Linked DNA regions of Homo sapiens: region 2 is linked to region 1. A link is a loop called in an ENCODE intact Hi-C map of the cell type or tissue named here. Cell type or tissue: Calu3. All regions are shown on one strand. Links, peaks and the distances in the headings refer to the core of each region. The heading gives the core; the rest is flanking DNA.

Region 1 (16,218 bases), core at 4,846-12,845:
ACAAGTGTGCTGGAGGGCCAGGCTGAGCCAGACAACATCAATCACATGCCTGCACAGATTTTTCCTCTCCAGGAGTGTTCTGCCTTCTAATTCTAGGAAAAGCTTAAAATTTTTATTACTCATTTTTATGTTTATCTCTAGCTTCCCATTTTTATTAGAACTCACCCTTTCATATCTTCTGTTTTCGACTTAAGTTTTTCTCTTTCCATTCCTCTCTATTCTAATCAAAAGCCTGATTTTAACTCTATCCTGTGACACAGGAGTCATGAAGTAAACAGATTTGGTGTTTGCCACAATTAAAACTGATATTTTCTCTTTATTTTCAGCTTATTTTCTATTTTGCCTCTTTCATGTAACTAAATTGTATTTTTCCTTTTTTGAGACAGAGTCTTGCTCTGTTGCCCAGGTTGGAGTGCAGTGGCGTGATCATGGCTCACTGTAGCCTCCACCTCCCAGGTTCAAGAGATTCTCCTGCGTCAGCCTCCTGAATAGCTGGGATTACAGGTGTGCACCACTATGCCTGGCTAATTTTTTGCATTTTTAGTAGAGACTTTTTTTTTTCTTTCAGAAGCAAACCATCACAAATGAGGACTTTTTATTTGCCACTATTTTAAGTCTGAACTTTAAACAGATTCTTGGACTGGTGGTTCATATCCATCAGCTCGTTCAACTTTAGCACCTGGAGATGGGGTTTTACCGTGTTGGCCAGGCTGGTCTTGAACTCCTGACCTCAAGTGATCCACCCTCCTCGGCCTCTCAAAGTGCTGGGATTATAGGCATGAGCCACTGTGCCCAGTCTAAATTGTATTTTTATCTCCACATTCACCATTTGCTATGTGATACATTGGTTATACTGAAAGTTTGTAAGCAGAAATGGATGCTCCATTTCTGCCACACATTTGGCTCCATTTGAGCCTCACATTTTGATTTGGTAAATGGCTGAACAAGTCCTTGGTCTAGTCTCTTATCACCTACCCACTCTCAAAATAAAGGCAGAATTGCTGGGGGGCCAGCCTTCAAAGCAATTTAAATGTCACCGGATCTGACATTTCAGAACTAAAGTCAGAACACTGATTTGACTTGATTTGCTAGTATGAAACTAGCAACATAAAAATATATTTCAAATGATAAGGGCAATGATCTAGAAAAATTGTGGTCATGTTTTCCTGAATTCAAGTATAAATTAAATAGCTCAAATAGCACAATTAAAAACACAAATATATCCATTCCAACTATAGATTCCACGAATATTAAACTCAAAATGTTTGTTTCTAAATATGAATGTGAATTAAAGATATATGTATTAAGTGCTATTAAGTCCACGCTGATATAGCAAACTAAAAACACTATTTGCCTACAAATCAACTCTAGAGGCAAAGTAGGAAGGAATTTGAAAGCAGGTGATGAAAATATGATTTAAAGTGGTGATTATCTGACTGCTTACAGATGTTAGCACAAAATGTACCTGGGAATGACATGACCCAGGGTTACCATCTCTATTTTGAAGTATTGTTTTGTTTACAGACTAGTAACTGGTACCTCTCTTCACTCTCCTTTGTACTTTCTTTTTTTTTAATGAGTACATTTTTTATTTTAATTTCAATAGCTTTTGTGGAACGGGTGGTGTTTAGTTACATGGAAAAGTTCTTTAGTGGTGATTTCTGAGATTCTGGTGCACCCGTCACCCAAGCAGTGTACACTGTACCCAATGTGTAGTCTTTATCCCTCACCTCCCCTCCCACCCTTCCCCCAAAGTCCATCGTGTCATTCTTATGCCTTTGCGTCCCCATAGCTCAGCTCTGACATACTAGTGAGAATATACAATGTTTGGTTTTCCATTCCTGAGTTACTTCACTTAGAATAATGGTCTCCAGCTGGGTGCAGTGGCTCACACCTGTAATCCCAGCACTTTGGGAGGCTGAGGCAGGTGGATCACCTGAGGTTAGGAGTTCAAGACCAGCCTGACCAATATGGTGAAACCCCGTCTCTACTAAAAATACAAAAATTAGCCGGGTGTAGTGACGTGCACCTGTAGTCCCAGCTACTCGGGAGGCTGAGACAGGAGAATTGCTTGAACCTGGGAGGCGGAGGTTGCAGTGAGCCGAGATCACGCCACTGCATTCCAGCCAGGGCAACAAAGGGAGACTCCATCTCAGATTAAAAAAAAAAAAAAAGAATAATGGTCTCCAACTCCATCCAGCTTGCTGTGAATGGCATTATTTTGTTCCTTTTTATGGCTAAGTTGTACTTTCTTTTTTGTAATTTCTCAGGAAATTTTAAAAATATTTTAAACTAATCTATTTCTGTGTTTAGTGTCCTTACATTTAACTATATGCCTATATTTATTTTATCAATTTATTTCCCTTTAAAAGGGGAACTAGTAATACAGGTAGCAATATTTAATTTTCTAACCCAAATTAGAAACTTAAATGAAATCAACCTGCCATATGGCATTAGAATGACTATTATTTTCCTAAAAAGTTTGGGCTCTCCAACAATAGTAAAGCAAGTATCCCACCAGGGTCTGCCTATCAGACTGGTCAAGTAAGGGAAAGTTAGGGAAGCTGGTTCAAGTGGTCTGTTTTAAAAATGATTTTCCTGTAAAGTATTATTTTACTACTATTTTTCTTGAAGAACTAGGAGAACTTTTCATTCTATCTGTATCTGAACTTAAAAGATCTAAATTTAAGATTTCGTTTGCTCGAGAGCATTCAATAAGGATTTTTTTTTTTTTTTTTTTGAGCTAGGGTCTCATTCTGTTGCTCAGGCTGGAGTGCAGTGGTGTGATCATAGCTCACTGTAACCTTGAACTCCTGGGCTCAAGGGATGCTCCCACCTCAGCCTCCTGAGCAGCTGGGCTACAGGCACGTGCCACCATGCCCAGCTAATTTTTAAATAGTTTATAGAGACAGAGTCTCGCTATGTTGCCCGGGTTGATCTCGAATTCCTGGCCTCAATCAATCTTCCTGCCTTGGACTTCCAAAGTGTTAGGATTACAGGTGTGAGCCACTGCACCTAGCTCAATAAAGATTTTGATCAACACCATCCAATTTAAGTATAATGTAAGCCATGCATATAATTTTAAATTTTCCAGTAGCCACATTAAAAAAGTAAAAAGAAACAGGTAAAATTCATTTTGATAACATATTTTATCCAATTCAATGTATACAAAGTATTATTTCAACATATAATCATACTAAAATTAATAAAATAAGTTACTTTTTTTGTACTATTATCTCTGAGATCTAGCATGTATTTTTACACTTATAGCAAATCTCAATTTGGTCTGGCCACATTTTAAGTGCTCAATAACTGCATGTGGCTAGTGTCTACCAAATTGGAATGGTGCCACTCTAGATAAGTTGACTTGCTTTAATTCTTATCCTCTCCTGATTGTGAGTTCTGTAATTCTTACAGATATTTATAATGTCAGTCATTCCAAAAAGAATCTAAATTCAAACAGATGTGTTTTTAAAAAATACTTTCACAGAAGGAAATCCTATAGCTTCTTTTAATAACCCAAATCCATCATTTAATAACTAAATCTGGAATTTCTTCACTATTGTTAATCTAATGCAAACTCTGAGACTTTAAAGTGCCCCTCTATAAGTCCTCATTTGTTACTGTAATAACCCTGCATGACATACATGTACATATACACATACATATATATGCACATATATCTCCCCATTTTACAGAGGTAGAAACTGAGGTCCAGGGCTCAATGATATAAATCACACAGCTAGTAAGTGGAGGAAGCAGGACTAATAACCAAAGCCCTTTGCTCTTTACATCACACCACAGTGCCTCCTGGGTCTGCATAGTTTTTATATATCCTAAGATCCAATCACACAATAGTGCTAATATGGTAATACTGACTTGAATGACAGGCTATCAAGACTGTTACAGAACCGGCTTATTTCAGCTGCATTGTAACTAGTGATAGTCAGAAACTAGATACTGCGCTTTTCCTAACAAATATACAAGTATTCTCATTCATTTCCAAACAATGTCTAGGTTGTGTTAGAAATTCAACAGTTAAACAAAATTCGCTAAGAGCTGACCTGGACTCAAAATCAAAATAAAGAATATTCTAATCTAGTCATAGAAAGAACTAGGACAAGTACTAATGTGTTCATTTCAATAAATATTAATAACAAAATAAGTAAATGAAAGTCATTATTGACTCAACATATTTTTCCTTAGTGTACTGAAATGAATGACCAAATGATACTTTAAGAAAGGAATCCAAGCAGAACCTTGGAAGGATTATAGTAGCAAAGTCAATTTCTGCTGCTGGGTTCTACCTTTATCTCATAATCAAGTTGAAGAATAAAGATCCCAGCTGCCTTTGGCAACAACACAGGTCAGGTTGGCTTTAATGAGGCTATCTTCCTCATTGACCTTCAGGAAAGTTGACCTCAGCTAGTGAAGAGTAGAGGCCTAGACAGGCCACCATAGAAATCTGGGTCAACTGCAAACTCATAATTTCTTTGATTCTTTTTTACATGTTTCACTACTAGCTCTATACATTTTGTTGTCTTTTTTCACACACACAAACAGAAATCCAAGCACCTTCTAATTTCTTTGAATTCTTGCCCATTGAAAAAAAATTCCTATGGCCCCAAATATCATCATCAGGTGAATAAAGAAAGGAAGCAGCATACCATTAATTCAGTGTTTGACTGATGTGAAAATTTTCTTAAATAGGCAAATGTGTATTAATTAGAAATCAATCTTAGCTGCATTAAGCATTTACAAATTAATGGGGTTTTGTTAATATATTTCCCAAAGAGTTTTCAGTTCTGATAAGTGTAACAAATTTGTATATGACAAAAATAGAAATACAATGCTCTAAGTTTGTCTAAAAGGTGCAATTGCTCTGTTGCTTTTCATTTTGGGAAATGTAAACCAAAGGGGGGAAGATCAGGGCATTTGACTATTAGAAAAACCAGACACCTATTTCAACATGGTATTCCTTACTTTATACAAGAAAATTAGAGAAATATCAGTTTATAACTCAATTACTTTTCAATATTAAAGTCTTAAAAATCATACATGTTAGAGCCCGAAGGAACTTTGTGGGATGACAGAATGCATACATTTGTCAAAACTCACTGAAGTGTACAATTAGATGGGTACATTTTATTGTGCATACACGTTCTTCAATAAAATTTAAAAAGCAAACGAGAAGTTACTGAAATAAAATGGGAATTCAACTAATATGTCAAAGAAAAAAAATGTTCTTCACATACCTGTGCTTTATACTTTCATAATTGTGTTATCTATAATTTACTTTCTATATTTATTAACTGATAGCTGAGGAGCTCAACAAGGACACGTTGACAGGATAGATTTCCTTACCACCCATTTCTCCCCCAAATCTTCTTCCAGGATGGGGCCAGCCCAGGAAATACTGACAGCAGGGCCAAAACTTTTCCCAGAAAGCAATTTGTGGTCTGTTTCAATATGTAAAAAATGAATGAGGTAAAAATTCTGTACGGCATAGTGAAATGATTATCTGAGGTTTTTTTTTCTTTTAATAATATGGGTTTCCCCATCCAGCTACAGAATCCTTTTGTCAACAAAGTCTCATAAAAATAGTATAAAACAAATTTATCGTAAAGAAATAACTACCAATATGTGATACTTATTTGAAAAAGGACCAAGAAAAATGAGTTAATTGTTTTGATAAATACTTTGAAATCACAGATACTGACAGCCCTCCTTGATTTTTCCCTGAATAGCTCTTTTGCCATTTCATCAAATTTGGAATGGGCAAAGCATAAGTTTCCTTAAAAACTGACTTAGAGACGAGGCACGGTAGCTCGTGCCTGTAATTCTACTAGCACTTTGGGAGGCTGAGGCAGGTGGATCGCTTCAGCCCAGGAGTTTGGGACCAGATTGGGCAACATGGTGAAACCCTGTTCCTACAAAAAATACAAAAATTAGCTGGGTGCGGTGACGTGTGCCTGTAGTCCCAGCTACTCAGGAGGCTGGGGTGGGAGGATCACCTGAGCCCGAGAGGTGGAGGTTGCAGTCAGCCAAGATCATGCCACTGCACTCCAGCCTGGGAGACAGAGTGAGATCCTGTCTAAAAATAAACAAATAAATAAATAAAAATAAAAAATAAAATAAAACTGACTTAGAAGCAAAGGCATCTAGTATCTGATTCACACACAGTTGAGTGTAACTGCAGCAAGGCAGGATGCTCAGAGCCAGTGAAAACAAACAGATGGAAGGAAGGCGGGGCCTTAACTCCTCTTCACTTAGGAATCATTTGTCATTTAGCATTGATGACACAATATTATGGGAAAGAAATACAGTAAATACCTTATTTAAGTCATTCTAGATAATGGTTTATTTCATATAAGTGACTTTTCTGGACAGGGTACCAACCTGTCCTGGTTTGCCTGGAACTTTCTCAGTTGTGGCACCGAGGATCTTTCCAGGTTGAAAGTCCTGGGTTCTGAGAACCCACCCTCATTCCCAGGCAAACCAAGATGACTGGTCACCCTACTTCCACAGATCTGGCATCTATCCTTTTAAGCACTAACACATTCTGCTGGCAGGCAGTTATGATATAATAGATAGGGCAATAGACTTGTAGTCAAAAGACCTGTCTTTCCTGTCTTCATCACTTAGTAGCTGCATAACCTTAGAACATCTGTTTCCTCATTTGTAAAATAGAAAGAGTAAGATAACAACTCCTATACAGGGTTGTAGTTAGGCCTGGATGATTAATAAAGTATGTGAGAGTGCACATGCACAATAAGTTTTGTTTTCTTTTCCTTTCATCATTTTTGGTGGAAATCATTCTATGTTTAACAAATGTCAATCAAACCGAGTTTGACACCAAGAAGGCAGCAATGTGAACATCTATTAGTAAACCACACTGCTATATATAGTGTAGTTCTATGCCTACTTTAACTTTGCAGTTTTTCATCTACAGTTTTTTGGGAAATCACATATTTCGTAAAAAACCTCAAGATGACCATAGGGTTATTTGGGAAAAAAACTAGACACACTCAAAATGTTTAATAATAAGGACACTAGTTAAGAAAAGTAAAACAGAACCCATGTAGCTGTATGTGTGTGGCCTACTGATTACCAAAATTATTAATCTTCCAGACAGCCCTTGGAGTCATCTTCACACCATCTACCACTTCTCCTCTACTTCCTATATGCAGCTGCCAAAACCTGTCCATTCTATTTCTGCAACACCTGTCAAAACTATCTTTCCCTTACTGCGGTTACCCTAGTTTCAGCCCTCAACAATTCTTGACTGGATCACAGCAAAGATCTTTAAATGGGTTTCTTTGCCTCTAGTTTCTTCTCTTTAGACTCATTAAAGTGTCATCATAGTTTTACTCTAAAACAGATATTATATTATTCCAAAACCTTCACTGAGCTCCATTCCATACAGCAAGACATTATAATCCCTAAGCATGGCTTTGAAAGCCTTCCAAAAAATCTTTTAAGTCCAACAACTTAACTAGGGTTCACAGACCTATTTAACAGTATAACTGGAAATAGAAGCTAGCTCTCCGGCTTCTTAGTCAAACAATTTAGCTCTTGTTTTTTTTTTTTGAAGTCACACATTTATACATTCCTTTCCAGTAGCTTCTTCCTTCAGCCTCCCTGACCCCAATCCTGAACCACCCGCAGCTTGTGCACCGGCCCCCTGCTCTCTGTCCCCTGACAAATGTTGTTCCCTCTGTATGATACTCCACGTGCTTCCTTCTCTGCCTGGTAAACCCCTACTTGTTCATCAAGATCCCACTTAGACGTTGCCTCAAAGTTCTCTTTAACAATCTCCCAAGCTGAGGGAGGCATACCCTGCTGCAATCTAGCAACCGCCTCCATAGATGCCTCAAGATCTTGGCATTTACCAAATCATTCCACTGCTGGTGATTTCCATTCCTGCCAATCCTGCTAGAAGGCAACATCAAGCATACAGGACCCATTTACCCAACTTAGACTCAACATCTATTATACATCTCCTGTCTCACATCAAAGTGTATGTATCACTGAATCAGAGAATGTTAGAAACAGAAGTGACAGCAAGACAGTCATCATCACATGCTCCTCTCTATCCTCAAATTTTACTCAGAAGGAAAATGAGGCCCTAGTAAGACATGCCCGAAGTCACACAGATATTTCATAGCAGAACTGGAAGATGAACCCAGGTCTCAGATTCCCAATCTAGCAATCTTTCTGTTACCCCATAGGCTGTGTGGAAGAGGATACTAAAAATGCCAAAACTTCAAGGAAATCTACTCCAGGTGGCATATCACAATGATTAAAGACTTCTCAGAGAATGACCAAGAAATGCCATCTACTTGCAGATAACTGGGTATGAATGTTAAAATGGAAAACTTCAAGGTACTACTACTACTGAATGCACTTGTTTTAAACAAAAGTAATATATGCCTAACTTTTTATGTCACTGGATGGTTTATATACTATATTATTTAATATTATAAATTACACGTCCCCAAAAAAGTTTCACTTGGAAAGAATATTTAAGATTGTAAGTTTTAACAATTTCTTAAATCCATTTATGTATGTGGATATTGTCTTTGGTTAATTATTCAGGGGTAATTTTATTAGGTTAAATGATCACAATTCCAAAAGCAGCATGTTTATGCAAAGAGCCTATCTAATTTTCTTCCACTAGAGGGAACTAAAGATCATATTATAGCTAGCTGGGCACCCAGCGTTTCACCAAGGTCTCTGGCTTTAGACAATATTATTGGTCTCAATAATAAAATACAAAGATGAGATGATTATTTGCCTTTAATGTGTCTAACAACAATAACCATCAGCTAACATTTACTGAGTACTTACTATGAGTCAGGCTCTATTTTAGATGTGTTGACCCATTTAACCTCGCAATAATTCTAAGGGGCAGATGATGCTCATGTTATATATGAATAGACAGAGAGCAGTTAAGTAACTCATTCACAGAACTAATAAGCTGCGGCCAGGGGCGGTGGCTCACGCCTGTAATCCCAGCACTTTGGGAGGCCAAGGCAGGTGGATCACCTGAGGTCAGGAATCTGAGACTAGCCTGGACAACATGGTGAAACCCCGTCTCCACTAATAATATAAAAATCAGCTGGGTGTGGTAGCACATGCCTGTAATCCCAGCTACTTGGGAGGCTGAGGCAGAAGAATTGCTTGAACCTGGGAGGCAGAGGGTGCAGTGAGCTGAGATCATGCCACTGCACTCCAGCCTAGGTGACAGAGCAAGACTGTCTCAAAAATAAAAATAAAAAGAACTAACAAGCTGCAAAGCAAAGATTGGAACCCAGGTAGAACCAATAAGCTGCAAAGCAAAGACTGGAACCTAGGTAGTCTGGCCCCAGAACCTATGCTCTTAATAACTCTGCTATATTGCTTCTTAGGTCTACAATGACTCAATTCTGAAGATGAACTTTATAGGTTAGCTATTTCTCTGAATTAATTCTAAAAATGGAAATACAAAGTCTTGATTAAAATAAAGCTCAATCAAGCAAATTTCCGTAATAAAATCATACCTTTCAAAAAAATCTTAGGTTTCAATTTCAATTCAATTTTCAATTTCAATTCAGTTTTCAATCTTAGTCCTTTCAATTTAAGTCACTTGATTATATTTGTGTAAAACTAGTTTTCTATTAAGACAGAATCATTAAAAACACAATGACAGCCAGGTGCAGTGGCTCACGCCTGTAATCCCAGCACTTTGGGAGGCTGAGGTGGGCAGATCACTTGAGGCCAGGAGTTCAAAACCACCCTGGCCAACATGGTAAAACCCTGTCTCTACTAAAAGTATAAAAATTAGCTGGGTGTGGTGGCGTGCGCCTGTAATCCCAGCTACTCAGGAGGCTGAGGCAGGGGACTCGCTTGAACCCGGGAGGCAGTGAGCCGGTTGCAGTGAGCTGAGATCACACCACTGCACTCCAGCCTGGGAGACAGAGCAAGACTCTGTCTCAGAAAAAACCCAGAAAACCCCCACAATGACTAGGTGGGACTTCTGGAATGGCTGTATAAAGGAGCTCAGGGATATCTCTCCCCTGGAGAGACATATATTTAGCTGGTCAAAAATCACAATCATTCAAAGTCCCTGGAGACTGATCAAAGGGCTTACAACAAATAGAGAAGCATTTATTCAATAGAATCTACAGAAATTCGATAAGAACAATAAGAGGCTGTAGCATTCGAGATAGGGACCACACAGGGACTGCACCTGTCCCCCCACAGCTCTGTTTTGCCAAAGAACTGTTTTAAGGAGTTCAGCAGCTAAGGGCAGATCCGCCCCTTGAGATGGAAGAGCTACTCGGGGTGGATTTGGCAGCTAGTAAACATTGGCAGATCCCATTTTCCACGGCTCCATGCTGTGGAAGGCCTATATAGAGCAAGCGGCAGAAGCTGATGGCAGCAGCCATTTCTCTCCCCTGAACTCCAGCTAAAAACAGAGGAATCAGGTGAGGAAGCTGGTAAACAGTGTAGTCCCCCCTGCCCACACAGCTCTGTGTTGTCAAGAGAGCTACAGAGATGTGTTTGGCAGCTGAGTGGCAGCTCCCATCTCCTTCAACTTCCTAGGGTGAAAGAACTATTCTGAGTACTTTCAGCACCTGGTGAACACTGACAGATATCATACTCCCTGGTTTTGAGCTGTGGAAGATCCACACTGAGTAGCAGCAGAGGCAAAAGGAGGCACAGTTCATACCTCCTCCTTCCCGGCAACACAAAAACCCTGCTTCAGAGGGAGGATCTGGGTGGAACAGCCAATGAGGAGTGAGTTCCCCATTTTCCCCAGCTCCTACTCTATAGTGCAGAGATTCTGCTCAGGGAAGGGTATAGCAAGTCTCAAAGACTAGAAAAACTTGTCCCTGACAAGGGACTCAATGTTATTTTATTTTTATTTATTTTTATTTTTTCTTTTCTTTTCTTTTATTATTATTATACTTTAAGTTTTAGGGTACATGTGCACAATGTGCAGGTTAGTTACATATGTATACATGTGCCATGCTGGTGTGCTGCACCCATTAACTCGTCATTTAGCATTAGGTATATCTCCTAATGCTATCCCTCCCCCCTTCCCCCACCCCACAACAGTCCCCAGAGTGTGATGTTCCCCTTCCTGTGTCCATGTGTTCTCACTGTTCAATTCCCACCTATGAGTGAGAACATGCGGTGTTTGGTTTTTTGTCCTTGCGATAGTTTACTGAGAATGATGATTTCCAATTTCATCCATGAAGGGACCCAATTTTAATTGGATCAGACTATGGAGCAATTTATACCACAAGGCATTGTCAAAAAGAAGGGAGCAATCAGCTATCGATTGGTTAAGTTTAACACCAATAGAGGTAGCAGAGAAATGCATGGATAAGGACCACACCTGTCCTGAAGAGGGACATCAGAGGTTGCACTGAACTAGTCCAGCAAGTAACTAAAAAAGAATAACCCTGGAGTGGAGGAAGGTGTCAGTATCCACAGTTGCTATAACAAAGTGTTAGGAGACATGCAAAATGCAGAAAAGTGTGACCTTTACAAAGGAGGGGAAAAAAAAGCAGAAAATAGAAACTGCCTTTGAGGGAGCCCAGATGTTGGAATTAGCAGAAAAGACTTCAAAGCAGCTATTATAAATACTCTCAGCTGGTGACTAAGAGCAGCAGGAATACTTAAGCAGGCTAATTCCTGTGAGATATGGGTCTCTGATGGTCAACTTTGGCTCAAGGACTCCCAATACGCCTTGCCAAAACATCCTTGAAACTGCACCTTGGTCAAATAATTTCCCCACCCAATCCTCCTCTTTTTCTTCCCTTTTTCCTCCAACGGGGTCAGACCTGCATGACCTGTGATGGCTGTCCCAGCCTCCTCCAGCTCCCTACCATTCATTTTCACTCTCAATAAATTTCTTGCACATCAAATCCCTTCTTGACATCTTTTTGTAGAACCTGAACACAAGCTTTCTGTAGAACCTGAACACAAGCTTTCAATAAGGCGAGCCAGTAAGAAGCACGCTGATATGCCTGTCAAAATGTCCCTAAGAAAGGTTTAGCAATAGGAAGCACCAGGTATCTTTGAGGGCAGGGTTGCATGGTGGAGCAGATAACAGGAGGACTGGCTGAACCTTTATAGGTATGCAGTATGACCTTGGATATCTTTGGCCAAGCAAATTATCCTTACCCCACTTTTTGGAGACTTTGGACACCAGACCCCTAGCTCACGTCAAACTGAAGTGCTGTACTCAAACAAGAGGATTAACTGGAAAGTTCCATGTATTAAACATGTTAAAATAAAGACCCTCAGCCTTTATCTCTCAGAACCACTGCAGTCAGACTTAAATGCCCCTACGTACCCTTTCTCCCCCTAATACACATACCCTTAGCCCAAGGCAGAAGATCAGAAGATTCTTCTGTCAAACTGACCTGCTTAAGAACAAAAGATCTACAGATAACGGATATCCATAAGGCGCTCAAAAAATGGCCTAGTCTTTGTCTGATCACTGATAATGAATTTACCCATATACAGAGTGTTCCCAGGCACCTATTTAACACTTCCCTCTTAATATTTTTCTGAGGAAACTGTTCCCTGTATAAGGCAAAGAAAATTTCAAAAATATACTACTTTGAGATAGATAAGAATATGAAACCTATGAAGACAAGAGTATGAAACTATATAATAGTTTAAAAGAAAAACATTCAGAAAAAAGTCCTTGAAAATAAAAAATGAGAGCTAAACCACGAGACTCAAACAGAAGGGTTAGAAGATCAAGTTGAAGAAATCTCTCAAAGTAGAGCAAAAAGATAAAGAAAGAGGAACAGGAAAGAAAAGGTTAGAGATGAAGCCCTACCTTATAAGCCCTTATGTTATTTGAATCACAGCAACTCCTGAAAAGAAGAACAAAGAAACTGGAGAAAAGGATGTTATCTAAGAAATATTTTAAAGAATTTCTAAACTAAAGAACAATGAGTTTCCAGATTTAAAAATATTTCTAAGCAATCAGTATAACGACTTTTAAAAAGGCCCACAGTAAAGCACATCATTGTAAAATTTTAGGGCACTGGGGTAAAGAGAATATCATTAAAGCTTTGGGAGAAAAACGGCCAGGCACTGCCCTAAGTGCTTTACATACATTATTCAATCAATCCTCTCAATAACTGTAAGGGCAGGTAAGATATTATGCCTGATTTTTAGATGAGAAAACTTAAGCACAGAAGGGTTATGTGATGTGCCCATGTCACACACAGCTGGTTAAGTGTGATATGAACCTAAGTAGTCTCGTTGCATCATATAAACTTTCACCCATATGCTATATATTTTCAAAATTGTCACCTAGAATTCTACACCCAGCCAAACTATCAAATTGTAGAGTAATATAAAGACATTTTCAGGTATCTCAAAAAAGCACCTCTTCTCAGAAAGTTACTAGAGGGCATACTTTATCAAAATGAAGAAGGAAGCCAAAAAAACCAAAAAAGCAAAAAAACAAGAAACCTAGGGAACAAAGACTCTAGCACAGATGAAAGGCAAAAGGAATTCTCATGACGAGCCCAGCAGGCCAGGACAGCAACCAACTTACAATGAAACAGATGAAAGGCTCACAGGCAGGGGGCCCTCTGTCACCAAGAAAAACAATGAATGTGATAAATTATCCAATGGGGTTGAATGTACCGAGGAAAGTTACACAGTTTAGTGGGACAGCCTAGGGATAAATTAGCAATAATACATAAAATAACAAGCAATCGGGCTGGGCACGGTGGCTCACGCTTGTAATCCCAGCACCTTGGGAGGCCGAGGTGGGCACATCATGAGGTCAGGAGTTTGAGACCAGCGTGGCCAACATAGTGAAACGCCATCTCTACTAAAAATATTAAAAAAAATTAGCCAGGTGTGGTGGCACGCTCTTGCAATCCCAGCTACTTGGGAAGCCGAGGCAGGAGAATTGCTTGAACCCAGGAGGTGGAGGCTGCAGTGAGCCAAGATCACGCCATTGCACTCCAGCCTGGGTGACAGAGCGAGACTGTCTCAAAAACAACAACAACAAAAAACTAAGCAATCAAAGAAATGAGTCAATGATTCACCCCAGATATAACAATAAATTACACAAGAAATACAATCATATTATATGAATAACTGAAATATGAATATTATAAAAATGGGGAAGGGAAAGTAAGTAGGGACCAGGAAGTGGGGTGGGAGGGTAGCAACATAAAACAGCTACATCTTTCATAGCAAAAAGGCAATAACTGATGATATCTGAAACTATGAAATCAAGAAATAGTAATATATGTTGCTGGTTACAGAAGAAACAGCAAAAATGCTTAAAGTGGTGGAGTTGGAACAAATTAGGAGAGACACTGCTTTTTTGTTGTTAGAAGTAGCATGATTTGACTTTTAAAACCATGTGCTTACATTACTTAGATAAAAGTAAAACCCAACCATATAAAGAACCAGAATAGAACTTTCTATATGGTCCACTAAAAAGCATATATTTATGATAATTGGCCAGGCGCGGTGACTCATGCCCACAATCCTAGCACTTTGGGAGGCTGAGGTGGGTGGATCATTTGAGGTCAGGAGTACGAGACCAGCCTGGCCAACATGGTGAAACCCTGTCTCTACTAAAGATACAAAAATTAGCCAGGTGTGGTGGCGGGCGCCTGTGGTCCCAGCTGCTCGGGAAGCTGAGGCATGATAACTGCTTGAACCCGGGAGGCGGAGGCTGCAGTGAGCCAAGATCACACCACTGCACTCCAGCCTGGGTGACAGAGGGAGATTCCATCTTAAAAACAAACAACCAACCAACCCTCAATAGGTCACATTCTCCCAAGAATTCCCCATGCCATATTGAGCTCTGAAATTGGGGCTGTGTTCAAACATTTTCTTACATAGGTGCCACCATCTGCATATTTATTTACATGCCCATACATAGAGACACACACATTAAAATAAGAGAGCAAAAAAACCTTAAAGCATGAAAGACAGAAAACAGAGAGAGCACAACTGTGAACTACTGTCCTTAGAAATCCCATCTTTCTCACTAAAACTACTAAGGTGACACCAGGGACATGCTTGCTTTGTAAGTAGTTCAACACAGGTCCTGGCTCTCTTCTTTTTTGGGAAGGGTTATTTTACATGCTACAAATTATAAAGCTCCCTGTCGAGGGTAACAATGCTGATGTAATTTGCTGGGGCTACAAGAGCATATCACCACCAACAAAAGCAAGCAAATTCTAGCTGTTTTATTTCTTGTTTAAACTTCATTTATTTAGTCAATTTAGTGTTTGTTCTCTATAATAACAAAAAAAAATGCCTTTTGTTAAAATAGACACTTAAGCATTACCTAATGGTGGTAATACTCATTCAGGTCTGGGATACTCTAATAAATACAATGCTCTGTACCGCAGACTGATGGCTTTCCTACTTTAACGTAAGCACTCATTTTATACTGTCTCAATTCATAAGGAGCTTGATGCACTGTTAATGGAGTACTAAAAAACACAATTAAAATGGCCTTTTCTTGTTTTATTTCTTGGTTAATTACAATGTTCAAACAGACTACTGGAAACAACTCCCTTTTAAAATTCTCAGTTTTGCCCTTTTTATCCTTTGTTTTAAAAAATATGGCATGGCTCTCATTAATGTCATTAGTTGCAATGCCTGATGAGAGAAAATGCTGACTTAGTGAACCTGGAATCAATTTTCTGAATTAAAAAAGGTTTTTTTGTGAGACTACTTCAGGAATAGTATTTATTTTCTCAGAAGCCTTCACTGTAGGAAATGCTTTAAGTAGTACAGTAGGTGCTAGATTACCACATCTACATTCATGTAGTGAAATCATATGAAACTTCTTGAACATGTTCCTTCACCGCTTTTCAGCCATTTAACCTTACTGCAACCTACAATTGTATGAGGAAGCATACAAAGACCTGAGAAGTTTCCTTCTCTAAGAAAACTAGACAAGTAACATGTCTTAGCTTTATATTTGTGGATTTAGGGACAAGGGTTACGCTTGACTAAAGCCATACATAGTGTCAGGAAAGAAATTAGAAAACCTAGAGAGCAACTGGGGAAAGGGGAAAGAGAAAGGGAAGGGGGCCTTATATGCAGAGTTCAAGAGCAACTAGGTTAACAGCTCCAGGATGGAAGAGCCAGGAGTAGCCAAATGATAACATGGATAGGCTTCAGGGCCACTACTGGAGGACAGGCAAAGAAAAGGTAAAC
Region 2 (16,218 bases), core at 4,567-12,566, 720 kb after region 1:
TAAACTAAAGCGTTTCTGCACAGCAAAAGAAACTATCATAAGAGTGAATAGGCAACCTACAAAATGGGAGAAAATTTTTGCAATCTATCCATCTGACAAAGAGGTAATATCCAGAATCTACAAAGAACTTAAATTTACAAGAAAAAAACAAACAACCCCATCAAAAAGTGGGTGAAGGATATGAACAGACACTTCTCAAAAGAAGGCATTTATATGGCCAACAAACATATGAAAAAAAGCTCATCATCACTGGTCATTAGAGAAATGCAAATCAAAACCACAATGTGATACAATCTCATACCAGTTAGAATGGTGATCATTAAAAAGTCAGGAAACAACAGATGCTGGAGAGGATGTGGAGAAATAGGAACCACTTTTACACTGTTGGTGGGAGTGTAAATTAGTTCAACCATTGTGTAAGACAGCATGGCGATTTCTCAAGGATGTAGAACCAGAAATACCATTTGACCCAGTAATCCCATTACTGTGTATATACCCAAAGTTTTATAAATCATTCTACTATAAAGACACATGCACGCATATGTTTACTGCACCACTGTTCACAATAGCAAAGACTTGGAACCAACCCAAATGCCCATCAACGTTAGACTGGATGAAGAAAATGTGGCACATATACACCATGGAATACTATGCAGCCATAAAAAAGGATGAGTTCATGTCCTTTGCAGGGACATGGATGAAGCTGGAAACTATCATTCCCAGTTAACTAACGCAGGAACGGAAAACCAAACACTGTGTGTTCTCACTCATAAGTGGGAGCTGAACAATCAGAACACATGGACACAGGGAGGGGAACATCACACACCGGGGCCTGTCAGGGGGTCGGGAGGGGTAGGGAAGGAATAGCATTAGGAGAAATACCTAATGTAGATGATGGGTTGATGGGTGCAGCAAACCACCATGGCATGTGTATACCTATGTTACAAACCTGCACGTTCTGCACATGTATCCCAGAACTTAAAGCATAATAAAAAAGTTAAAATAAAAATAAATAAAACATAAAAATAAAAAATTAAGAACTTACGGTTTACAGCAAATTAGACAGAGTTAAGGTGATTAATGAATGGGAAGATAGTTCAGAAGAAAATATCTAGAATTAAGCTGGGTAAGTTAGAAAGATCAAACATACAGAAGATACAGTAAAACGTATGGTAAGATGATCTAGCACATATGTAATTGGAATCTCAGAAACAGAACAAAAGAGAGATTGGAACAGAACAGCATCTGAATAAAATGGCTGAGACTATTTCAAAAATAGATAAAAGATATCAAGAAGCCCTATTGATTCCAAGCAAGATATATAAAATGGAATTATTACCTAGGCACATCACAGTAAAACTACTGAACACTCAAAATAACAATCTTGAAAAATGTTAAAAGCAGCTAGAATAAAAATATCAATTACTTTCGAAGAAGCAACAAATGCAATGACCACTGACTTCTCAATAGAAACATCACAAACCCAATACCTTGGAATGACATCTTTAAAATGTTGAAAGAAAACATGCACCACCCTAGAATTCTACACTAAGTGATAATTTTCTTCAGTAGTAAAGATGACACAAACACGTTGTTTTAGTTATTTGTTGTTGCATAACAATATTACACAAACATAGCAGCTTAAAATAATGCATATTTATTATTTCACAGTTCATGTGGGTTGAGAGACTGGGCATAGGTTAGCTGAGCCCTCTGCAAAGCTGCAATCAAGGTGTTGTCCAGAACTTGGTTTTCATTTGAGGCTCTACCAGGGAAGACTTTGTTTCCAAACTCACGTGGTTGTTTGCAGCATTCATTTCTTTTCAGGCTGTCAGACTAAGGGCCTCAGCTTCTTGCTGGCTTTCAGCTGGAGGCTGGAGGTTTTAAACCCACGTATGATAAGAGGAAGGCTAAAAATCAATAAGCTAAGCATTCATATAAATAAATTAGGAAAAGGAAGCCAAATTAAAATCAGAGGAAGTAGAGGAAAATAAAAAAGCATCAATAAGGATACTTATTGACACTTTTTATTACTTTAAATCAATGGATAAAATTTTTAAAAGTCATAAAATATCACTGTGCATCCTAGACATAAAAATATATTAAGAAGCTATCATATACAACTTTATGCCAATAAACTTGAAAAATTTAGATGAACTAGAGAAATTTATAGAAAAATACAAGTTTATAAGCCTGACACAAGAAGAAATAGACGACCTGAAGAATAGAAAAACATTTGCAAATGAAATTTATAAGCTTTTCTACATGTAAGGGAGAAAATCTGTATTTTTACCTCATAGGTTCTTAGTTGAGACACTCCCCTGAAAATAAAAGTCAGATTAACAAGAGAAAAACCAGTAGAAGTTTATTGACAAATGCTATACACATCACACAGGAGAGGCCTCAGTTCAAAAGCACTTTTCTTTCAAGACAGTGGCCTAGTGGTTTTACTTAGATAGTATTTTAACCAAGAGCCATAAATTCTACAGTGAAAAGACAAAAAGGAGAGCATCTTCAGGCTTCCAAAAGGTGGGAAAATGTGAGAAGTTAAGTTTGTGGGAAGAGTAAAATCTGCTTCTAGATCCTCAGGCACCACTGTCTCTGAGCTGATAAGCAAGCATTGTAAAGGGGCCTATCTTTAGGTAGGAAAAGGCAGAGGGAAGAAAAACCTTGTCTATGGAAATTGTCCTGCCATCAGGCAAGCAGAGGGAGGAGCAGAGTGTCCTCCTGCTATTTAATATTCTTCAGCTCAATAATTCCCAGTATTTTAAACAGCAATATTTTGGTTTTCTTTATACACAGAAAATTCCCAAACGACTTCACTAGTACATTTTACCAAACATTTAATGAAAATAGAATGGCAATCTGTTAAAAACGATGTGACACATGAAGAAAAGGAGAACATTCCCCAACTCATTTTGTAGGCCAGCATAATCAGGGATACTAAAAATCTAAGTAGGATATAACAAGAGACATTTCAGGTCAATATTACTCAAGAACATGCATGAAAAATCCCAAATAATATAATAGCTATTCAAAACTAGCAATATGTTAAAAATATGATAGATCTGAACCAAGTTGAGTTTACTCCAGAAAGGCAAGGTTGGTTTAACAATACAAAGTTGAGCAATGTAATTCATCACAACATAATTAAGGGCAAAAATGATGTGTTCATCTCTATAGATGCTGAAAAAATTGATAAAATTCCATATCCATTTATAGGGGTAAAAAGCTCCTCTAAACAAACTAGTAATAAAAGAACTTTCTTAAACTGATAAAATTATCCACAGAAAAAAAGCTACAACAAAAATCATACTAAATTATGAATTGCTAGAAGCTTTTCCTTTATGACTGAGAACAAGACAAGTTTGCCTGTTATCACCTCTTCTATTCATTGTTGTACTGGAGGACCTTAACAGAGAAATAAGGTAAGATAGAAACTTGGAACGGATATGGAGGAGAATGAAAATAACTGAACTCTACAAATTTGCTTGGCCCTGCTTTATTTTGGGAAGGGTGTGGCTAGGACTATTTTGTTCTAAGTTTTGTATATCTTTTTTTTTTTTTAAACATTTCTTATATTTGGTTCTATGCAAGTGAAATGGCATATTGGGGAAAAAATATAAAACGATGGTTACTGGCCATTTGAATTGACTTCTGAAGGAAGGAGACATTTTGAATCAGCCTTGCTCTAGTCAATGGGGCTTTCTGAGGCTTAGTGAAAATTTGTACTTGTGCCCTATTCAGGCCAAGGTTGCTGGAATATCTTATTTTGATTTTACTATGGCTGACAAAAGGCAGAGTACAGAAAGAGTATTACTTTGGAAGATATTTTATCTGGGGCTATTTTTTTAGAACAAAATCAACGGGGTGCTGATATGTGTTTGGATACTGGAGCACTGACTGATCAGTATTGTGATTCACCTACTCTTAAAGAAAATGACATACATCTAGCTATTGCACATGCAGAAAAATGTCTAAGCCTGATGCTAATGGATGAGTAAGCTTAGCTTCAACAATTGGAATGAAAATAAAACAATTTATTTTAAGACTTGCTATTACTAGACAAGTTCAAACAACAAGGATGATCATAATAGAATTAATAAAGATCTTTGCATGGTAGACTGACAGGCCATGCAGATATGAAGGAAGCAATAGATGTAACCTACATAGACATCAATGGAGCTTTGATTATATTAAAATGATATTCTCCTCCAAAAGAGATGAAGATTTCTCTGCTATTCTTAGATATCTATTGGGAGGGTGATAGGAAGGAAAAGGTAATTGAGGGAGTCACTGGGTAGGTGAAAAGTATACTCGGCATGAATATACTTGGGAGTGGGGTCATAGGTTCTTAAGTGAATTTAGGATGTTTCCATAGATGGCGTTAGCCTTGTTTGCTTTTTAGTCTGACTCAAGTGGTTACAATTAAACACGGTGAGTGTTTTCCACTGATTTGGCTGCTATTGGGCTGCATATATGCAATGTCAAAACAACAGAATACTTTGGAAACTTTGCCAACGTGGGTGATTGACTCACACAAGCAGTTACAAAGAAATGTTTAAGGGTCTTCCATATACTGAAGAGCTGATGTTTAAATTCATCTTACTTCTCACAAACACATAAAGTGTGATAAAGCTTGTTGCTCCTGGGTAGGCAATGAAAGATCAGCAGCACACCACTGAAAAGATGTGAGTGTAGCCATATGTTGAGCATCCCTAGCAATTATGGAATGCTTTAAAATGGATAGGTATTCACATTTTGAAGCTATAAGTTTCAGATATTTATCTTCTTTGATGCAGCCGTCTGAACCAAATCTTGAGATTTGGTTTTTCCTTTTTCTTTCTTTTTGAGACAGGGTTTTGCTCTGTCACCAGGCTGGAGTGCAGTGGCACAATCTCAGCTCACTACAGCCTTGATCTGCCAGGCTCAAGCAATCCTCGCACATTAGCCTCCTGAGTAGCTGGGACCACAGGCAAGTGCCACTACACCTGGCTATTTTTTTTTTTTTTTTTTTTTTTGGTAGAGACGGGGTTTCGCCCTGTTGCTCAGGCTGATCTTGAACTCTGGTCTCAAACTCTGGTCTCAAGCAATCCTCCCACCTCAGCCTCCCAAAGTGCTGGGATTGCAGGTGTAAGGCACCATACCCAGCCAAAATTTGGTTTTCCGATGTGATTTCAGGATTCTAGATTGGGTGCTGTTTCTCCTACACTTTCCTTCCCTCAATCTCCATGTTAGGTTGTTCAGAGTATGCACTGTACAGGGTCAACACATCTGAGGAGGCACCATTCACATTGGGGACACATACAGAACTAACTTACCTGGGAGCGCTGCAGGTGAGTGTAGACATTCCAGGCCTCTTGGCTGAGTCCTGAAGCAGCAAGAGAGCGCCCTCTACTCCATAAACTTTCACTCTCTCAACTGGTCATGCACACCTCAGCAGGGCCTGCACTATCACATTTACTTGGAGATGAACATGTGCACATGGCTACGCTTTCTTCTGGCTGTACTCTGAGTATCTGGATTCCAACATTTCCTCTTACACTGAACTTCTCATGGTCACCTCATCTGGGGTTGGAGTATGTGCGCTCCTTACGTTTTATGTGCTGGGCAGGAGGTAAGTTCACAGGAATGTATGGTTTTGTGTGTGTGTGTGTGTGTGTGTGTGTGTGTGTGTGTGTGTGTGTGTGTACACAAGCAGCTGCCACCCTCAGGCCCTGGGACGATCTTCGTACTCAAGTGGAGTACATTCAAATAGGCTTTATCCAATCCCTAAAGGTAGTGTTCCCCTGATTCCTTTTCTCTCTCTCCTGCCCTTCTCTATTTTTTTACACACTGGCTACCTCTATGGTCACTGTGCTAGGCTGAAAAAAATGACATCTCTTCCGAGATATAGCCACTTCCTAAGCCCCAGAACCTGTAAATATTTTCTTACATAGTAAAAAGTGAATATTACCTTATATGGCAAAGTATGTGATTAAGTTAAAGATATTGACACGCAGTGCTTTTCTTGAATTTTCTCGGTGGGGCCTAAATGCAATCACATGTGTAAGAGAGAGGCAGAGGGAGTTTAGAGACAAATACAGTCACCTAATCTGGCCAGAGGGGTCAACAGCTGGTTGCTGTGTATGATTGTTGGGATTACACATGAATATATATATTAGCTTTCTATTGCTGCATAACAAATTGCCACAAACTTAGTAACTTACAACAACAAATATTTATTGTCTCACGGTTTCTGTGTGTCAGGACTCTGGCCGTGGCTTAGTTAGGTCCTCTGCCAGGCTGCAATCCAGGTGTCAGCCAGAGCTGAGTTCTCATCTAGAGGCTCAACTGGCAATGGATCTGCTACCAAGCTCTTGTGGTCGTTGGCAGAATTCATTTCCTTGTGTTTGTAAGACTGAGGACTCTGGCTTCTTCCTGGTTATTGGCTGGAGGCCGCCCTCAGCTCCTAGAGGCTTCCATAGCTCCTTGCCACATAGCCCTTTCCATAGGTCCACTCAACATGGCGGCTTACCTCTCCAAAGCCAGCAAGGAAGAAAGATAGCAAGTTAGCTAGTAAGATGGAGTTATATAATGTAATGTGATTATAGGAGTGACATCCCATCGCCTTTGCCATATTCTGTTGGTTACAAGGAAGTCACAGGCCCCACCACACTCAAAGAGAGGGAACCATACAAAGGTATGAACTCCAGGGGTTGGGGATCATAAGGCCACCTTAAAGCCTGTCTACTACAATACATTCATTTAAGAAATTATATGGAAAGATGTTGGTCAAAGGGTACAAAGTTTTTGCAGGATAAATAAGTTCTGGAGAGCTAATATACAGTCTGGTGACTTAAATTAACAATACTGTATTGTATACGTAGAAGTTGCTAAGAGGGTAGATCTTGAGTGTTCTCACCACACACACACACACACACACACACACACACACACACAAAAGAAAGAAAACGGTAACTATGTAAGATGATGAACATGTTAATTAGCTTGATTGTGATTATTTCACAATGTGTATGTATATCAAAACATCAAATTGTACACCTCAAATATATACAATTTTTATTTGTCAATTATACCTCAATAAAGCTGAAAATAAATTATTAAAGAATGAGAACCTTTTCCTAATTCACACGAAAGTATCACATTGGTTAGTAGCAGCTTTTTGTCCACCCCAGCACTCTTTATTTTTTTCTGACAAAAGTAGTGCTAAAATGATAAATCAAGGGACAGACATGTAGTTATTAGCTGATGGAAAGTGATAAAATTGGAGAGGATGTAATCATGGTGTAGTTTTACAAGCGTTCTTTCCATTTTGATAACTTTTATTAGAATGTGCCTGGTTTTGGAAAACAGAAATCTTAATAAATAAACCACCACAACTTAAAATATCTCCTATTGGCTCAAATTCTTCTTTTTTATCAGACAAATTATCTCCCAAACAGGTCCTATAAATATGCATTTATTACAAAGTTGTGTGTTCGTCTTAGTGAATTTAGAAAGTAGGGGTTGCTCGTTAGTGTTGATCTAGTTTCTCTGGGTTCCTGTAACTAGAAGGTATGATGAGCTATAGTGTGTTGAGTGAAAAATATTTGAAAATATTTTCTTCTTCTTTGAAATCTTGTCCATTCTCATTGGCCCAAGCAGGTTTTAGGCCTGAGTCACCACTTACCTGGACTGTTGCCAAAGACTCCAGACTTCTCTTATTCTAGTCTATGCCTCTCTGATTTGTGTTTCTCCTCAGCTTACATACTTTGTATAGTGCTTCATTCCCCTCACCTTAAATTCTGAGTCCTTTTGACTGTTCTCAAAGGCCCCACATGGTCCCCCTACAGGCCAGTTCCTTCAGGCTCTTCCTATCAGAGTGAAGGAAAAAAACATGCTCTTATATGCCATAGGTCTTTGCACATTGTTTCTTCTACCTGAAATACCTTCTTCCCTTTCTTCAACTTGTAAACTCCAACTCATTTCTTTAGTGCTTTGTTTTATGTAATTATTAACTTACATTATGAAACCTTTCAAACATAAACAAAATAGAATAACATAATAAACAAACATATCCCTACCATCTGTTTTAAAAATATTGGTATCTTGCCATATTTACCTCAGATGTATATTTCTCCAACTTCTATAGTAAACATTTTCTAACATACAGAAAGTTGAAAGAATGGTACTATAAACACTCATATACCTGGCACTGAGTTTTGACAATTGCTAATATTTTGCTTATTCATTCTCCTTCTCTCATTTCATTTATTTTATTTATTACTACCTCCTCCAACACCACATACACGTGGAACATTTAAAACTAAGTTAGGTCATTGCAGGCATCATCACTTCACCCCAAAATATTTCCACATACCTCTCCTAAGAGTAAGGTGTTCTCCTACGTAATGTTCACATCATTGCTGCACCTACAAAAATTAACAAGCATTCCCTTACTTCATGTAATACTCTGTCAATATAAATTTTTCCCCAAAGTATCTTTTTATAACTATTTTTTCTATGCAACATCCATTCAAATTTCACTCATTATGTTTGGTTTTGTTTCTTTAAACTATTTCATTCTAGAACGGTCATACCTACAATTTTTTCTTATGATACTGACTTTTTGAAGTCATCAGGACAATTGACTAAGTGGCATAATGCATAATCTGGACTTCTCAGAATCTTTCCCCATGTTTTCATTTAACATTTACTTTAGAACATATGTCTCCTGATAACTGAACATTTTCCTCTTTCCCATGACTCTTTTACCTAATGGTTTTAGCATACCTTGACGCCTGAATCAATGATATAATTAGTGATTCTAAGATGATGGTAATTTTCTAATTCTTTCAATTATTCTACATTTATTAGTTGCCATTCAGCTAAAAAGAAGAGCATTTATCACTGATCAACTGGGAGTGAACTCCAGTTTTTCCTCTAGGGTGATTACTTCATTCTTTTCCTTTAATTAGCAATTTTTAAAGTAAGTCATCTCAATTGATGGCAGATGAGTGGGGTTTTCCTTCTTTTCTTTCTTTTGAGGATTATTGTGGGCTATCTTAGTGTGGGTTTCCCCAGAAACAGACCCAGAGACAGAACTCAAGCGAAGGTAGTTATTTAGAAAGTGATTCCAAAGACACTGGTAGAGGAGTAGGGAAATGAGACAGGGAAGAGATGGAAGATAATCAGGGAGTGTTACTTAGTGGCTCACCACTGCAATTAACTAGAGCTTAATCCTGATGCAGAAAAGAGCCACGTAACACATGTGCCACAGAGCTGTCTCATTTGAGAGGTATTTATTCACCAATTTCTGTCAGTCATTCTTTGAAGACTGCTCCTAGGAGCATTAATTAGTTGGTATTATCAACTGGCCATGTGGGCAGGCAAAAGGGCTCCAATATCCAGAGAAAGCCCTCCAGCAAAGAAACACAAGTGCTGGCAGGTACTGGCACTCAGAAGTCTACTGATTAAGGGGTATGAGCAAGGCACCAACAGTTAAGGTCAGCTACACTGATTCATGAGTTTTTATTTATTAAGGGTGTTACCATCACTTATTAAAATCTCCCAAATTTGGCCAGTGGGAACCTTTTCAAGCCTACTGGCCTTGGATTCTTTTGGTACACTTTGATTAGCTTTGGGCACTTTCTAACTTTCTGACACATGATGAACCAGACTCACTTCATACTTCCTCTGTCCCAGACCTGGAATTAACCATTTCTCCAAGAAATTCTGATTCATATTATGAAGGAAACTAGGATCTGAGAGCTAAAAATACTCACTGTTACTGAGTGTGGGATTGCTTCTTGGCCCTTTGTGTGACCTAGTTTCACAAGTTCACATTGACATTCTCAATTCAAATTTATACAGAATTCTTTATTTTTAACTTTTCTTTTCTCTTACACTGAATATACTGTTTCTAGTAACACTATTATTTAAAAATTAGTATACCAATATTACTACTGAGTAAATATTATTATAATTTCTTTGCAATTCTTTTTGTTCTTACCATATCCTAATAAGTATATACAGAGTACTGTGCTCTACAATTACCTGAAATAATTTTCTCTGTCTTTCTTTTGTGCTTTCTTTTTAAACATTTTGATACAGTTATGATGATTTCTTGTCATTTTAGAGGTTTCTTTTATTTTTGAATATAGTAAAACATTTACACAGTGCATATATCAAAACACATATAAGAAAATACTCAGAAAAATCTGCCTTTTTAGTTTCCTGGTCTGCCTTTCCTGTGCTTGTTTTTGCATATGTATTTATATTTCCCGTACTTTCTTACCAAGATGGTAGACTAGTGTATATACTGTTATGTACTTTGCCTTTTCCTTTTAACAGTATATCCTGGAATTGAGTTTACTTCAATTCATAGAGATCTTCCTCATCACCTTTTAAAGTTGCATAGCACTCCATTTTGTGGCAGTAACACAGCTCATACCACTGCTGTTGAATGACATTTGGGTTGCTTCCAAATCTTTGCTTTCTCAAATAAAGTTGTAATGGATAATATTGTGTGTGTGTGTGTGTGTGTGTGTGTGTGTGTGTATGCATTTATAAATGTGCAACTTTAGAGTAGATTCTCTGACATTCATAGCCTCATCAGTAGTTTGTTGTTATTAATGCACTTGTTTATTCCCATTGTACTCATATTATTTACACTGTTGCACTTTTCCTTCTAAAGCCATTTGCCTCCAAGTTTCCTTTTGTCTAATTGCTTTGGCTAATACCTCCAATACAATATTAAGAGTAGGGGACATAGTGAGATCCTTGCACTGTTTCTAACTATAATGTGAGTGGCCTGCACTGATTCCCTATTAAGTAAGATGCTGGCTTTATTCAATCTTATTTTATCACGACAAAGGACCAATGCCTATTTTATTAAGTGTTTTAAAAGAATGGACTTCGACTATTACCAGATGCCTTATTTTTAACATGTATGGATATGTAATTTTAAAGATATATTAATATAAAGCATTACATTAATAGATTTTTTAAAATATTGCAACTTTCTTACATTCTTGGAATAAACCCTTTTTGTTCATGATATGTGAGGAGTTCTGTGGACCCGCTCCCCAGTTAAACTGCTATAAATTATAAAAAACAAACAAGCGTTTAAAGTCTCTGGGAACAGCCCTAAGGGCAAAATGAAAATGAAGAAACATTTATTCAAGATGATTTAGTAAATCAGTTACTAAAACTCAAGAAGAACTCTAAGAGTCTGTAGTATTTGTACCCTCCCTCCCTTCTCTCCGTTCGGTAACTCAGAAACTCCACTCAATACTGGTATAGCCAAGAATACAGGGCTCCTTTTTCTCCCAGCTCCCAATTGAGGGCTTACTTACTGGAAGAGGCACAAAATCACCATTTCTCATCCTGCCCTCAGCTGTCTGTTTCTGAATCTAAGCTCTGGGCAAGTACAGGTGAGAGGGAGGGGCTCCCTTCTTCTGCCCAGCCCTCACGTATGGAATGGAGTCTCTCTACCTTGGGTGTGTTGCCACTGAGAATACTAGGGCCCCATTCATCTTTAACCCAGCTCAAGGCACATGAGTTCCATGCTGCAACAGGCAAGCAGAGAAGACCTGGTTTCATCTAGGTTTCTGAACATAATTATAACGACTACTTGTAGTCTTTAATCTGTCAAATCTGACATTTGGTCACTCACAATTTCTGCTGCTTGATGTTTGTTTGTTTGGTCAGTTGGTTGGTTTGCAGTATACGGGTTTTACCTTCTTGTCTTTTTGCATGTCTTGTAATTTTTTTGTTGAAATCAAAAAATTTAGATAATATATTGTAGCAACTCTGGGAAGTAGTTACTCCTTTTCAGGGCTCATTATTTGCTTGTTTACTTGTTTAATTACCAGCAAAATTATTTCAGTGAAATCTATTTACCTCTGCAGTGTGAATCCCCTGATGCTGCTTTTCATGGAGTGCAGACTTAGATGTACCCACAGTCATGCTGGGATGACAATGGTTTTGGCAGGGCTCTCTTACTGTCTCTTTCCCTGACCCCATCCAGCAGTTGAGCTTCACTAATTGCTGCCTGATTGCTGTATATTTCAAACAATGACTTAGGATAGAAATTGCTTCCCCATAAATCCAGTGAAATCTGGGCTCCTTTGAAAGGATAGTTCCCAAAGATACTATTTGAAATTAGTTATTACTTCAGAAGGGCTCTTCAACTTTGTCTTTCCCTATTTCTCTCTGGAAAACTAGCCAGCCTACAATTTAGCTTGTTGTTCCACCTATCAGACTCCTCTTGAGTCTGGGTTGCCTCTGTGACTTTCTTTGATCAACAGGATGCCATGGAAGTGATATAAGAAATATGAGATCACCGTACTGTGAGCAAGCCCAGGTTATCCATGTGGAGATAGAGAGTTCACATAAAGGAGCATCAAGGCACCACATAATTGAGTTAATATTTCTTGGACATTCCAGCCAGCTCAGTCACCAATTAAATGCAGCTGAGTGTATTATCCTAGCCACCACATAAAACAGAAAACATTCCAGCTGATCCCTGCCTGAATTCTTGACCCACAGAATCATGAGAAATAACAAATTGTTGTTTTCAGACTCAGTGTACCTTGTCAGAAATGGAAAACTGAAATGCCCATACTGTTATAAAGAAAATCCTTGTAACTTTTTCTAAAAGTTCTAAAGTTTTACATTTTGCATTGAAGTCATTATTCAGGTGTATGGAGTCACCTGGAGCTTAATGAGCTGCATCCAGGTATCACAGACAATGGCCAAGAACAAATCAAGAGAACAGGGCTGGCTGAGTGCAGTGGCTCACACCTGTAATCCCAGCACTTTGGGAGGCCAAGGCAGGAGGATCACTTGAGCCCAGGAGTTTGAGACCAGCCATCTCTGCAAAAAAGTGAGACCCCCTGTCTCTGCAAAAAAAAAAAAAAATTAATTTTTAAATTAGCCAAGTGTGGTGGCATGGGCCTGTGGTTCCAGCTACTTGAGAGGCTGAGGTGGCAGGATCACTTGAGCCAGGAGGTGGGAGGTTGAGGCTGCAATGAGCCTTGATGTTGCCACTGCACTCCAGCCTTTGTGACAGAAGGAGGATTTGTCTCAGGAAAAAAAAAAAAAAAGAGGGCGGAAGTCCAGAAATGTATTTTACATAGCCAGCCAAGGGAAAAAAAAAAAAAAAAACCTTTAAGGCTAAAAACAAAGCAAAACCAGTTACTACTAATATTAAGAGGATAAATATTATGAATGATGAAAAAGTTAACAAAGTGAATAAAGCTTTTGTAAGTATACAAAAGGAGCTTGCATGCTTCTCAAAGGGCCTTTCTTTTGAATCTCTGCAGAATGAACTGATTCCTCAGCAGGTCATGAAAGAAAACCAGCTAATATTGATGAAGCTACAGAATTAATGGCTCACTTGTAATACAGTAGTGATGCATCTAATTCCCCCAAAAGACCAATAAATAAATGTTTTATACAACAAAAGTCTTTCTTCAACCTAGAATGCATTCACATATTATGAGGGTTAGAAATCTGAGGTTGTTTTATTATACCATTTGTTGTATAATCCACATTTTCCCCCACTGATTTGTAAGATCACATCTGTCATAAGCAAGTGGAGCAAATTGTCCAGAAATAAACTTATGCGTATATGGAAAGACCATATTTATCTAGCCATATGCTAGTACCATGCAGTATTAACTACTATAATTTTACAATGGTTATAATATTTGATATGGCAAACAATGCTGCCCCTGTATCCAGTTATTCATAATTTTTTTACTATTGTCATATGACTCTTGGGATTAGTTTGTCAAGGTTTATGTAAAATCCTGTTTGGATTTTAATCGAAATTGCGGTGAAATTATTCTCTAGAGATGTCTTGTACATATTTGCTAAGCTTATTTCTAGATACCTAATGACTATTGTTCCTTGTAAATGGAGTGTTTTTTCAATAGCATTTAAAAATTAGTTAATAATATATAGGAATGCTGTTGATGTTTGTATGTTAATGATATATTGAACAAGCTTGCCAAATCTTAAATCCAATTATTTTATTCAAAATTCTCTTTTATTTTCTATGTAAACAGCAATAGATAGAAAGGATAAAGTTTATAAGTAAAAAACAAAAAAAAAAAGAAATGAGAATAGATACGCTAAAATATGAAATGGTGTTACTTTGTGTTTTAACTTGCGTTTTCTTGCTTATTAATGAAGATGAACGTCTCTTCATTTGTTTGTTGGTCATTTGGGTTTCTTATTAATTCTTCCTTTCCTGGGAATTCCTATTCCTACTTCCTAGTCTGCCCATTCAGGAATCCTATTCCTGTTCTGACCTGAATAGAATTCAACACAGAATTATTTTATTTAAAAAAATCTGTACTGTTATGTAGGATTTTGCATACTTAATATTGCATTTATGTACATTTTCCGCTTGTAATTATCTCAGAATATGGCTTTATTTGGAGATAGGGGCTTTATTGTTTCTTGAAACAACCTTCTTTTCAGTGTGTTGATCTGCTCTATTTTTTTTGTTTTCTATTTCACTACATTTCTCTCATATTTATTATTTTTTTCTCTTCATACTTTAGGTTTAATTATATTTTTTCTAACTTCTCCATTGAATGCTTACCTTTAGTTTGAATCCATTTAATATTTTAAACAATGAATTTAAGCTACTGATTTTCTCTAACTGCCATTTTAGCTGTAGCTCCCAAATTTTGATGTAATTCTTTTGTTAAAGTTTACTTTCTAAACATTTAAAAATTTCTCTTGTGGTTTCTCTTTAACCTGAAATTCTTAGCCCTTGAGTTTCGAAAGTATACACACTTAAAAGATTCTTCAATTATATTTTATTTTTAACCCTGAAAAAAATCCCATCATTTTATTACATATGATCCACAGGTCCAGCTAATAGAATATAATTGGAAATTAAGTGAATTAGGTTTTGTTTATTAGAATTCTTAGTGGCTGCAGGCAGAATACTTCTATTTGCTTCAGTCTTCCTACTGATTTAACTGGGACAATAATAAAATATAACCTTTTTTTCTAGCAATAACCTCAAACAATCAAATCTTTCTGGCAATCAGACTGACTGTCAGTGTGCAAAAGCAATAATATACTGCCCATAACTTTACAAGGTAATTATCTGTGTTAGCATCCTAAAATGTTTTAAGCTTTGGTGGGAATTGCGTCTAACTTTGAGGAGAATAATCCCCAAAAGACTCGAGGTAGAGCCAACCGACTATTTTAGGACGAACTGTGAAGCTATGCAAAGAAATAGAACTACTTTTGATTTTTAAGTTTTTTTTTAATTTAATTGCATTGTGGTCATAAAATATGATATATAAGATATCAATTCCTCATACTTTTTGAGATTATTTTTGTGACACAGTGTTTGGTCAACTTTTGTAATTGTTTCAAGTGTACTTAAACTATGGTCTCTGTTGGGTTCATGCCATTCTCTTTCTGTATATAAATATATGTATGTAAGTATATATATATGTATATATACATATATATATACTTACAAACCGTTTTTCAAGTCTCAAACCTATGCTCTTACTTTAGTTGCTTGATCTATCAATTTATGATAGAATTATGTTTAATATTCATCTAATACTGGGCTTAACAATTTTTCCTTGTAACACATCTTGCTTTATGTGTTTTGAGGCTATATTATTTGGTGCACTTAAATTTATGATTTATAATACTGATGGTTATATTTTTTTACACTGACTCTTTGTTTTAATGTAACATTCCTACTTATCCTTAATAATGCTTTTCACTTAAATCTGTTTTGTTTAATGTTAATGTGACTATACCAGTTTTCTTTTGTTTAATGTCTTCCTGGTATAGTTTTCCCATCTTTTTATTTTAAAACTTTCTCTATGGTTTTGTTTGAGAAGTCTTTTTTATATGAAGTATATAGATGGAGGTTTTTTTTAGTATTCACTATCTTTTTGCATAAAAAGGAAGTTAGTACGTGGATTGATACATTTTTCTCTATATTTCTATTCTTTACTTATTTTGACAGTAGATGCTTTTAATTTTTTTTTACTAGTTATCCTTAACACTTTGACATATATATTTATGTCTTTTTTTAATACTGTACAGAATCATTTCCTAATTTTGGTCTTTTCCCTAACTTACTAAAGACTTTATCATGCTTTTACTACCCGTAAAATAGCACCCATCTTATTATTGATGGCTAGAGATTTAGTTTTACCATTTGTAAGAAAAATATTTTTT

What was found. A loop is a pair of places that touch in the nucleus more often than their neighbours do. Peaks named below come from ENCODE experiments on the same cell type or tissue, not always from the same donor. Only the 100,000 strongest peaks of a DNase experiment are listed, where the experiment ranks them.
Region 2: it touches region 1 in a loop (5-fold over the local background); 3 of 110 quality-filtered maps call a loop at or near these places.

Annotation. Positions count from the first base shown.
Region 1 is chrX:41,789,569-41,805,786 of GRCh38, forward strand. The region is part of intron 2 of CASK (calcium/calmodulin dependent serine protein kinase); the gene reads right to left. Among named protein-coding and RNA genes, the nearest start is that of GPR82, 73 kb to the left of the region's middle. RefSeq lists an enhancer at 13,313-13,854. In Calu3, for the core only: a CTCF peak has its summit at 8,662 (motif pointing right); no DNase peak of the experiment used is centred there.
Region 2 is chrX:42,512,173-42,528,390 of GRCh38, forward strand. It overlaps the pseudogene LOC112268309. Among named protein-coding and RNA genes, the nearest start is that of PPP1R2C, 260 kb to the right of the region's middle. In Calu3, for the core only: no CTCF peak of the experiment used is centred there; a DNase peak (open chromatin) is centred at 7,679.